2 separate regions of the Homo sapiens genome follow, and region 1 is linked to region 2. A link is an interaction called in ENCODE POLR2A ChIA-PET data of the cell type or tissue named here. Cell type or tissue: Panc1. All regions are shown on one strand. Each heading gives the region's core, and the rest is flanking DNA. Links, peaks and the distances in the headings are about the cores only.

The links. Peaks named below come from ENCODE experiments on the same cell type or tissue, not always from the same donor. Only the 100,000 strongest peaks of a DNase experiment are listed, where the experiment ranks them.
Region 1: POLR2A ChIA-PET joins it to region 2 with 14 read pairs; 3 of 35 experiments call an interaction of 5 or more read pairs at or near these places.

The regions. Positions count from the first base shown.
Region 1 is chr13:45,217,328-45,222,639 of GRCh38, reverse strand. All of the region lies in intron 5 of GTF2F2 (general transcription factor IIF subunit 2), which reads right to left. Among named protein-coding and RNA genes, the nearest start is that of KCTD4, 19 kb to the right of the region's middle. In Panc1, for the core only: no CTCF peak of the experiment used is centred there; a DNase peak (open chromatin) is centred at 2,559; H3K27ac peaks cover 504 bases.
Region 2 is chr13:45,312,581-45,317,892 of GRCh38, reverse strand. No RefSeq gene overlaps it. Among named protein-coding and RNA genes, the nearest start is that of SNORA31B, 21 kb to the left of the region's middle. In Panc1, for the core only: no CTCF peak of the experiment used is centred there; no DNase peak of the experiment used is centred there.

The DNA.
Region 1 (5,312 bases), core at 896-4,895, 96 kb after region 2:
AAACCCTTGGAATTACAATATTGATTCTGAGGGGAAAAAAAATGTGCTCATCCTATAGTATTAACCTTAGTTCTAACAGGAAATGACATCTTTAATTCCTTATCCAAGCTAAAGTACATTTATGTATCATGATATGTTATACTAAAGACATGCCATTTTAAAGAGAAGGGGGCTTCTTTCATTGAGATTCTAAAATTAACTTGGAATACATTAAATAAAAGTCAATTCAATTTTATAAGGACTCAACAAATAAAAAACTTAACAAGGGAAGGGCCCTTGTTAAATTCCCAAATAAACAAAATCCCAAAGGATTTTGTTTGTATTGTATGTATTCCTTTTGTTAACAGAAAAACATTGTTAACTTCAGATAAATCTCCTAAAATGAAAGAGGCTAAAAAGGTTATGATAAACATTCATTCGTGCAATGAATACTTACTGAGCACTATTATGTATGAGACACTATGCTAGGTGGTGGAGATATAGTCAGTATGTCATAATTAATTAATTAAGGTAGTCACACAATGGTAAGTGTTAAGAATACAATAAACCTGAGTAATGTCATAGCACATAATTAGGTGGTGGTAGTGGCGGCGGTGGGGAGAAGTCTATACTATTTCACCCAGCAGTGGTCGAGAAAGGCCCATCTGAGGAGGTTCCATATAAACTGAGAGAACTGCATGGTTGGAAGGGGGCTACCAACTGAAGATCTGATGAAAGATATGTGTTTAGACAGAAAGAAGGGCCCTGAGATGGGACTATACTTGTTCTTTTTGACAGATAAAAGGTGGCAACTATGGCTGCTGTCTAATGAATGAGATGTGTAGTGGAAGAAGAGGTTAAAAAAGCTTCAGGATCAGATCAAAGTTCTGAAGGCCAGATGATGCAGGATTTGTACATTTTATTTTAACTGCAATAAGCAGGGAAGTGGTATGACTAGATCTACACTAATGAGTCTGACCTGTGAGGGATGGTCCATAGGGGGAAGGAAGGAGCTACTACTTAGGAGGTTACTGCAGTAGTGGAGGCAGGGCCAGCTTCATGAAGAGGGAGCCTGTGCAGTCATACTGGGACCCCACTTGGAAGGGCCCTGAGCTTGATTTAATGCTCCACTGTCACTGATTTCATTTTTATTAAAATTTCTATAGTTTTGGGGGGTACAGATGGTTTTTGGTTACATGGATAAGTCCCTCAGTGGTCTTTTTGAAATTTTTAATAATGTATGAACAAAAGGCCCCATATTTTCATTTTGCACTAGGTCCTGCAGATTATATAGTCAGTCCTGAACTTATATTCTGGAGCAAAAATGGCAGCTTAGAATAGTGTAGTAGGATTCAGGGTGTATTGTGTTGGTACAACTAACAGGACTTGGTCATTGACTAGATGTGTCTTGTCAAGAAAAGAAGAATCATGGATAACTCCCAGGTTTTTTACCTGAGAAACTGCGTAAAAAATGGGTAAGACTGGGGGCAGGGAGGACACTGCATTAGAGGTGGGCTAACAACCAAGAATTCAATTTTACGCATGTGAAGTTAAAACACGAAGGAGACATCCAAGTAGAGCTCTGAAGGGGAATGGTGTACATGAGTGTAAAGCTCAGGAGAGAGGTCTAGAGGGGTCTAGGCCAGAGATACAAATTCTGGGGTTTCTCTCTCTATATATATACACACACAGACACACACACACACACACACACACACACACATACATTTTAAGCAGATGGGATCACTTACCAAGATAAGGTCGGAGGCAAAAAGTTCAGACGGTAAGTAGGAGCCTACAAAGATGACTAAGGTCAGTAACCAAAGGAGAAGAATTGTACCAAAGACAGAGCCCTGAAGGAGACCTAGGAACCCCCCTCAGAGTAAAATACACTCGATCAGTGACTCTTACTAGATCAAGTCTAGCCCGTTCAGTCTGGCACAAAATAAACTACCATCAGCCCAACCGACCAGGCAATTCTATGTATTCCTTTTTCTGTCCATCTCGGCTTTACCAGGGTGACCTCTACTAAGTTTCCCAGAACACTGCTATTGTTTTATCCCTTCCTTGGTTGGGCTGTGCCATTCCTGCCTGGGAGCCCTCCCTCCACTCTTTATCTAGTCAAAGTCTACTGATACTTATATGGTAGTATAAGTATGGAAAATACTTATATGATGAAGTTTGACTTCTGAAATCTAGTATTTACTGCCTGTGCCAATTTCTCACACAGCATAAAATAATACCCTAAATTATTAGTTACATTAAATTAGTATGATCAATTTTCCAAGAAACATAAGATCTGGTTGCTTTTTAATGTTACACTGCTTAGTATACACTAGATGCTCAGTAAACATCTGTTAAACAAATGAGTAATAAATGGCACTCTGAAGCTATGAAATATAGGGAAGTAACAAAAGCAGATAAATCAACTTGGCATGCAATAGCTTAAAAAAGAATGAGTCATTGTGATCAAACCCTGGGCAGCTTGTAGGACACAAATGCATAAAGCCAAATCACATGCTTTTCATTCCTTTCTTTACTTAACAAGTATTTATCACGCACCTACTAGGTGTCAGGTACTCTTCTATTCATGAGAAACACACCCATAAATGAATCAGACAAAAAAGGTCTTTGCCCTAATGGAGCCGCGTTCTACTGGGAATACTGCTCATTGGCATATTTTGTTTTATGTAACCTCACCACGCCCATATATGTCATCCTTTCCCGTTTTTCTGACATGTACTATTTTTCAGTTTGAAAAGTTTCTGCCTGAACATTATTAATTCCTTCCTTTGGGATTTCCTCAAATATATAACACATTAAAAGAAAAAGGTTTTAGACATTTTGAGGCTTTCAAGTCATAAAAACAAAAGTGTACAATATATGACAATAGAAATATCTGGGGTACATTATAGATTAGCAGATCTTCAAAACAGCACAACTACTAGTTCATTAAAACTACCCACACACAGCATTAGAGATTTCACATAAACTTCAGAAAAGTAAACTTCACAGACTCGTAAAATCATTTAATGTCCTACCTCTCCTGCAGAAATATGGAGCTTTGAAATTCAATTCAATCATGCTATCAAAGTTCGCTTTTAAATTAAAAAATCAGAAATTAGATAAAAATTCCAAACTAAAAGAATGAGACCATTTTACATCTTATATGAATCTTGTATTTATTTTATAATGTAACGGAACCATGGTACTAACAATGTTGGTTTAAGTTGTGGGACTTTGAAGGTCATTCAATAAGAGGGAGGAGAGAGACAGTACCAGCTGCTCCTTTCTCTTTTCCTACGAATAAGCCAGGCAACCTTTTGAAACTGAAAGCTGAAAGAGGTAGCTTGTCAGCTGATTCCTTTGGAATCAATCAGATGTGGGTTCAAATTCCAGCTTTGCCATTTACAAATCATGACCTTGGGCAAATCGCAACTTTTCTGTGATTCAATTTTCTTTTTTGTGAGAAAGGAAATGAGATTTTTTTTTTTAAGGATAGTCACTAAAAAGAACTTCTAATTCATAAAATATGAAGCCATATAAAAGTGAGGGACCCACTATGCAGGCTGAACCATTCTAGCTGAAAGTCATTTCCTTTGAGCAGCCTTTTTTTTAAAAAAAACAAAACAAAACAAAAAAACCCCCAACATCTTCTCTTTCTCTACTTAGAAACTCAAAGATTCCTTAAATAATTCAAGTTTTCTTTACAATACATCCCATGGCAACTGCATTACAGTCTCAAGCAAGACAGATAGAATGTAACACACTTAGGAGTCAGGTGTTCCTGTACTGTCAGTGACAAACTACTAGGAATATTTAAATCCTGATCATCCCAAAGTCTAAATTAGTTCTTCCTAATAGTAAGCTAAAGACTTGATTAACAGCATTTAACAATCCCAGACCATTCGGCACCCCATCAATTCAATTCCCTAAATGAGACCCTTTTTCTTGAACAAAGAACATGTGGTATCTTTTCTGCATTTTCAAATGTTTCAGAAAAATCAAAGACCAAGAATTGAAAATTCCAGTGCCTGCAAGGACAGGCAAGTTTATTTGAAATTACTTAAATTTTAAGTAAACTGGTAAGAAAATAGGACACATTGGCCTGCAGCAAACTGGAGGGTGCAGCCCCTTCCTAGATCAGCCTGTTTTATAGTGCACAATGACGTTGTGTTAAAGGGGCACATTCACATGAGAGATGGCAATTATCGTGTCAATTTTCTGACAGATGGCAGTAATTTCTTGTTTAACAAAATCTGTAAATTACCACAATTTTCTGACAGATAAAAATAAAAACACTTGAGGAAGGAGCACCTTTTTCTAATACGTACAAAGATGCCATATGGGCTAGTCAGTGACTGTCCTGCTCCTGCCTAAGGGAATTTGGTCACTTCTGTGGGTCACCTTCAGCACCCATTTTAAATCCTCAGAACAGATCTCTAACAAATGCAGCTAGGTCAGATCTGCCCATTTGGCCCACGAAGCAGAGATGGTTGTCCTGGTGACAAATCCTCCAGCAAACTAAAACGATTCCTTAATTTTGTGTTTGGGGCCAATCTATAAATGGTTTAATTTCAGTGAGTTCTCTTTCTTTCCCATGGGGAGAAAAAAATCTGCCTACTCAAATTACTTGAACAGGTAATCTAATGGCTTTTATTTCACACTTAGTAATAAAAGGTTTAAAACCAAATACCCAGTTTGACTTATGCCCATTCATTCTTAAAATATATCCAGAATTGACAGGCTAGAAAAGATCAGAACAAGATAAAAAGTAGACACCTAAAGACAGACATTGCTAAGGGGAAAAAGTAAAAACAGGAGATGCCTGGATAATAAAGACAAACTTTCCATACTTCATAGTTTTGCCTAAGGTTAACCCTGTTGATTTTCAACTGTGAGTGAACAAAGAGAAACTGTGTGCTGAGGTATTTTTATCCTGCAAAGCTGTAAGGCTTTGTAGAAACACCATCACATGCCAATACTGCTTCTCAGGACTTATAATTTGAATTTTAAACAAAGCTAACTAAAAAAGAGTATCAATTCTGGAGATTCATTAACCAAGGTGTAACTATAAATCCTTAACTTTAAAATGCTCATCTTTGGTTGCTCTACTAGTGTTAACTGAACATAAAGCTGTTAGAATGAAGATGAACAAGATACAGTCCCTGACCTCAAGGGGCTCACAATCTAGCACAGACAGAAACAAAAGTAATAAAGGTAAAATAAAAAGCAAAATGTGAGTAATGGTTTATTTTAAAAAGTGTAGCTGGAGTTTGGTGGACATGGTACTTATTCTGTGTGAAGAGAAACGGTCAGGGAGATTTCCCATT
Region 2 (5,312 bases), core at 438-4,437:
TAGGGACAGAGGGCATATTATATGACACTACAGTGATGCCATTGCTGAAGCCCTGACTGGGGAATTCTAAAGGACAAACAACTTGAGTTTGTTTTTGTTTTTTTTAACAAATAAATCAAAAGAAAAAAGAAACAGATAAATTCTAGATTAATAAGAGATTTAAAAGATCAACCAATCGCAATGTATAAACCTTATTTGTGTTACCGGAAAGGGGTTCCAATCCAGACTCCAAGAGAGGGTTTGTGGATCTTGTGGAAGAAAGAATTCAGGGCCAGTCTGTAGAGTAAAGTGAAAGTAAATTTATTAGGAAAGGAAAGGAATAAGGAATGGCTACTCCATAGAGCAGGCCCAAGGGCTGCTGGTTGCCCATTTTTATGGTTATTTCCTGATGACATGCTAAACAAGGGGTGGATTATTCATGCCTCCTCTTTTTAGACTATATAGGGTAACTGCCTGATGCTGCCATGGCATTAGTAACTGTCATGGCACTGGTGGGAGGGTAGCAGTGAGGACGACCAGGGGTCACTCTCATCACCATCTTGGTTTTGGTGGGTTTTGGCCGGCTTATTTACTGCAAGCTGTTTTATCAGCAAGGTCTTTATGACCTGTATCTTGTGTTGACCTCCTAGCTCGTCCTGTGACTCAGAGTGCCTTAACCTCCTGGGAATGAGGCCCAGCAGGACTTAGCCTTGTTTTACCCAGCCTCTATTCAAGATGGAGTTGCTCTGGTTCAAAGACCTCCGACATTTGATCCTGATTGAAGCAAACTATAAAAAAAGAAATTTATGACATTGATGATATTATGGTTATTTTTTCTAGTCTTTTTTACCTTTAGTTTCTTTTTTTTTACTTTTATTTTAGGTTTGGGGGTCCACGTGCAGTTTTGTTATATAAGTAAACTCGTGTCACAGGGCTTCGTTGTATAGATTATTTCATCACGCAGGTACTAAGCCTTGTACCCAATAGTTATTTCTTCTGCTCTGAAGTCTTAATCTTTTAGAGAACATTATCTCTTGAGATTTGTTTTAAAATAATATAGCAAGGGAGAAGTGAGTGGTGAGATAGTTGAAACCAAATGGGCTCTGGTTGATAATACTGAAGCAGGAGGACGGGTACACAGGTTATTATTGAAATTTTCCATAATTAGAAAAATTAAAATTAAAAAAATAAAACAGACTGCCCCTCAGCCAAGTCTTCCGGGCTCCAGAGGGCCTTTTGAAAAACTGTTAGCCCTCGCAGTGGGTTAATATAGTAACAAATGATTAATCATTAACATTTTAGTCTGTGATGGTTTCCAGCAGCTTCACTGAAATGCCTGCCTTCCGCAGCCCAGCCTTTCACTCTTCAGCCCACCTCTCCAGCTTCTCCCTCCGAGACCCCTGCAGCCCCAACATACCCTCCACTTCTCTGCACCCAACCCCTTGCTGCCGGTGCCATTTTGCCTCCTGCAATGACCCCTCTGCCATCCTCGACCTGGCAGAGCCTGCTTATGTTTACCAATCCAGATAAATGCTGCTTCCTTTGTGAGAGCTTCCTCCTCCTCTTCCTCCTCCTCCTCCTTTCTCCCACTTTTCTTCCTCCCCCTCCTCCCCCTCCTCCCCCTCTTCCTCTCTCCTCCTCCCCCTCTTCCTCCTCTTCCTCTGTCAGAATCCATCACTCCCCCCAAAGAGCTCTGATTCTATTGTTCTTTCTATGTACTTAGCACCTTATGTTACATTTTCTTTCTTTCTTTCTTTCTTTTTTCTGGAGGGCAGTGGCGCAATCTCAATCTCTGCTTCCCGGGTTCAAGTGATTCTCCTGCCTCAGCCTCTCAAGTACCTGGGACTACAGACACATGCTGCCATGCCCGGCTAGTTTTTTGCATTTTTAGTAGACATGGGGTTTCACCATGTTGGCCAGGCTGCTCTGGAACTCCTGACCTCAAGTGATCCTCCTGACTCGGCCTCCCAAAGAGCTGGGATTACAGGCGTGAGTCATGGCACCTGGCCTTTATGTTACATTTTCACGTAATATTCCAACTTTTTTTTCATGTAATATTCCAACTTAAATTAAGATGGACATTTTTGGCAGATTAACTATTTGGGTTAATCTATCTGTCTACTCTAATCTCAGTCAAGGCTGGACAACCTTCATTTAAAGGCACTTTGGCCTTTGGCCAGAGTTCAGCGGGCCACACTCAGGCTGGATGGGCTGCAGGGCTGCAAATTTGAAACAGCAACAGGTGCTGACAGGCCGAGCAGCTGGGGAGAGACTGGCACAAAGGAGTGCACATGCCCTGGCCCAAAGGCGCACCCACCTCCCAGCTACAGGGGACTGTGGACCCTAGGTTAAGGGCGCCTTTAAATATTCATTCTCGGACCTCATTTTGGATTCATTATTTTATATTCATTTCCTTAACCAGGGCCTCACAAATGGTATCAGTTTAGGCCCTAGAAAGCCTGGGCCCTGGGGCTGGGCGCGGTGGCTCATGCCTGTAATCCCAGCACTTTGGGAGGCCGAGACAGGTGGATCACTTGAGGCCAGGAGTTCGAGACCAAGCTGGCCAACATGGTGAAACCTCGTCTCTACTAAAAACATAAAAATTAGGTGGGCGTGGTGGCGCACGCCTGTAATCCCAGCTACTTGGGAGGCTGAGAATTGCTTGAACCTGGGAGGCGAGGTTGCAGTGAGCCAAGATCGTGCCACTACACTCCAGCCTGGGCGACAGAGTAAGACTCTGTCTCAAAAAAAATTTAAAAAAAGAAAACCTGGGCCCCACCCCCTGGCTGCACGTTCCACCTTTTCTTGCTGATTTGGAGTTGAGCCCAATCTCTCCCCCACTGGGGAACAGTCCTTATATATATGGTGACGGCCCCCCGACTAAAGTCTGCCATTCCACTTTAACAAGTGTCAGTAGTGACCCTCCCCTCCCCTCCCCTCCCCTCTCCTCTCCTTTCCTTCTTTTTGAGATGGAATCTTCCTCTGTCGCCCAGGCTGGAGTGCGGTGGCGTGATCTTGGCTCACTGATTCCTCTGCCTCCCAGATTCAAGCGATTCTTCTGCCTCGGCCTCCTGAGTAGCTGGGATTACAGACATGTGACACTACACCCAGCTAATTTTTGTGTGTGTTTTTTTTTTTTTTTTTGAGACGGAGTCTCGCTCTGTCGCCCAGGCTGGAGTGCAGTGGCGGGATCTCGGCTCACTGCAAGCTCCGCCTCCCGGGTTCACGCCATTCTCCTGCCTCAGCCTCCCAAGTAGCTGGGACTACAGGCGCCCGCCACTACGCCCGGCTAATTTTTTGTATTTTTAGTAGAGACGGGGTTTCACCGTTTTAGCCGGGATGGTCTCGATCTCCTGACCTCGTGATCCGCCCGCCTCGGCCTCCCAAAGTGCTGGGATTACAGGCGTGAGTTGTGTTTTTAGTAGAGACGGGGTTTCGCCATGTTGGCCAGGCTGGTCTCGAACACCTGACCTCAAGTGATCTGCCCACCTTGGCCTCCCAAAGTGCTGGCGTGAGCCACCACGCCCGGCCATGAGTAATTTTTTCTGTAGCACACATCTGGCACGTCCCCTCTCCCTCACTCAGCTCCAGTTGCTCAGGCCTCCCCAGTGCCCCTCAAACATCCCCCCCAACTCCTGACCTTATGCTCGCTCTGCCCTTGGAGTCCCATGTGGCTTACACTCTCATTTCTTTTTCTTTTTTCTTTTTTTTGAGATGGAGTCTTGCTCTGTCCACCAGGCTGGAGTGCAATGGCACAACCTCGGCTCACTGCAACCTCTGCCTCCTAGGTTCAAGCCATTCTCCTGCCTCAGACTCCCAGGTAGCTGGGACTACAGGCATGTGCCACCACGCCTGGCTAATTTTTTTTTTTTTTTTTTTTTTGGATTTTTAGTAGAGGTGGGGTTTCACTGTGCTGGCCAGGCTGGTCTCGAACTCCTGACCTCATGATCCACCTGCCTCGGCCTCCCAAAGTGCTGGGATTACAGATGTGAGCCACTGCGCCCAGCCTACACTCTCATTTCTTAGGGTCTCTGCTCTCTTATCAGGAAGGGCTTTCCTAAAGAACCATCTAAATAGCAGTGCCCGACACTCTATCCCGCCTCCCGACTGACATACCATTACCTTCTGATGGGTGAGACCCTGACTTGCTGTTACCGTAGCCCCCATCAGAATGACATCCATTAGAACAGAAGGACCATGAAAGCAGGGACAAGGGCTCTATTTTAGCTTTCACTTTAAGAACACATTTTGTGGGTACTTCATTGTGGATACTTCATAAATATTTGCTTTATAAAGCACAAAACAAAAAATCAGATCAGAAAACAATATGGGCTTTAAAACCTAACAAGACCAGGCATGGTGGCTCACACCTGTAATCCCAGAACTGGTAGGCAACATGGTGAAACCTCATCTCTACCAAAAATACAAAACAAACAAACAAACAAACAAAAGCCGGGCATGGAGGTCATCACCTGTAGTCCCAACTACTAGGGAGGCTGGGGTGGGAGAATCGCTTGAACCTGGGAGACAGATGTTGTAGTGAGGCGAGATCATGCCACTGCACCCCAGCCTGGGTGACAAAGTAAGACCCTGTCTTAAAAACAAAAAACAAACAAAAACATCTAACAAGAATGTTGGCATCAAGCAAAATGTTTCATCTGAAAATAAGAAACTCTGGGTATGGCCGGGTGGGGTGGTTCATGCCTGTAATCCCAACGCTTTGGGAGGCTGAGGCGGCAGATCACTTGAGGTCAGGAGTTCAAGACCAGCCTGGCCAACATGGTGAAACCCCCATCTCTACTAAATAAATAAATAAATAAATAAATAAATAAATAAGGCCGGGTGCGGTGGCTCACGCCTGTAATCCCAGCACTTTGGGAGGCTGAGGCCAGCAGATCACGAGGTCAAGAGATCGAGAACATCCTGGCCAACATGGTGAAACCCCTTCTCTACTAAAATACAGAAATTAGCCGGGCGTGGTGTAGCGGTAGTCCCAGCTACTCGGGAGGCTGAGGCAGGAGAATTGCTTGAGCCTAGGAGGCGGAAGTTGCAGTGAGCCGAATCCCGCCACTGCACTCCAGCCTAGGCGACCGAGAGAAACTCCATCTCAAAAAATAACATAACATAACATAACATAACATAACATAACATAACATAACATAACATAAAAAATAAAATAAAATATAAGCAGGGCACGGTGGCACCCGCCTGTAATCGCAGCTACTCAGGAGACTCAGGCAGAGAATCGCTTGAAACTGGAAGGCGGAGGCTGCAGTGAGCCAAGATCATGCCACTGCACTCCAGCCTGGGAGAAAGAATGAGACTCTGTCTCA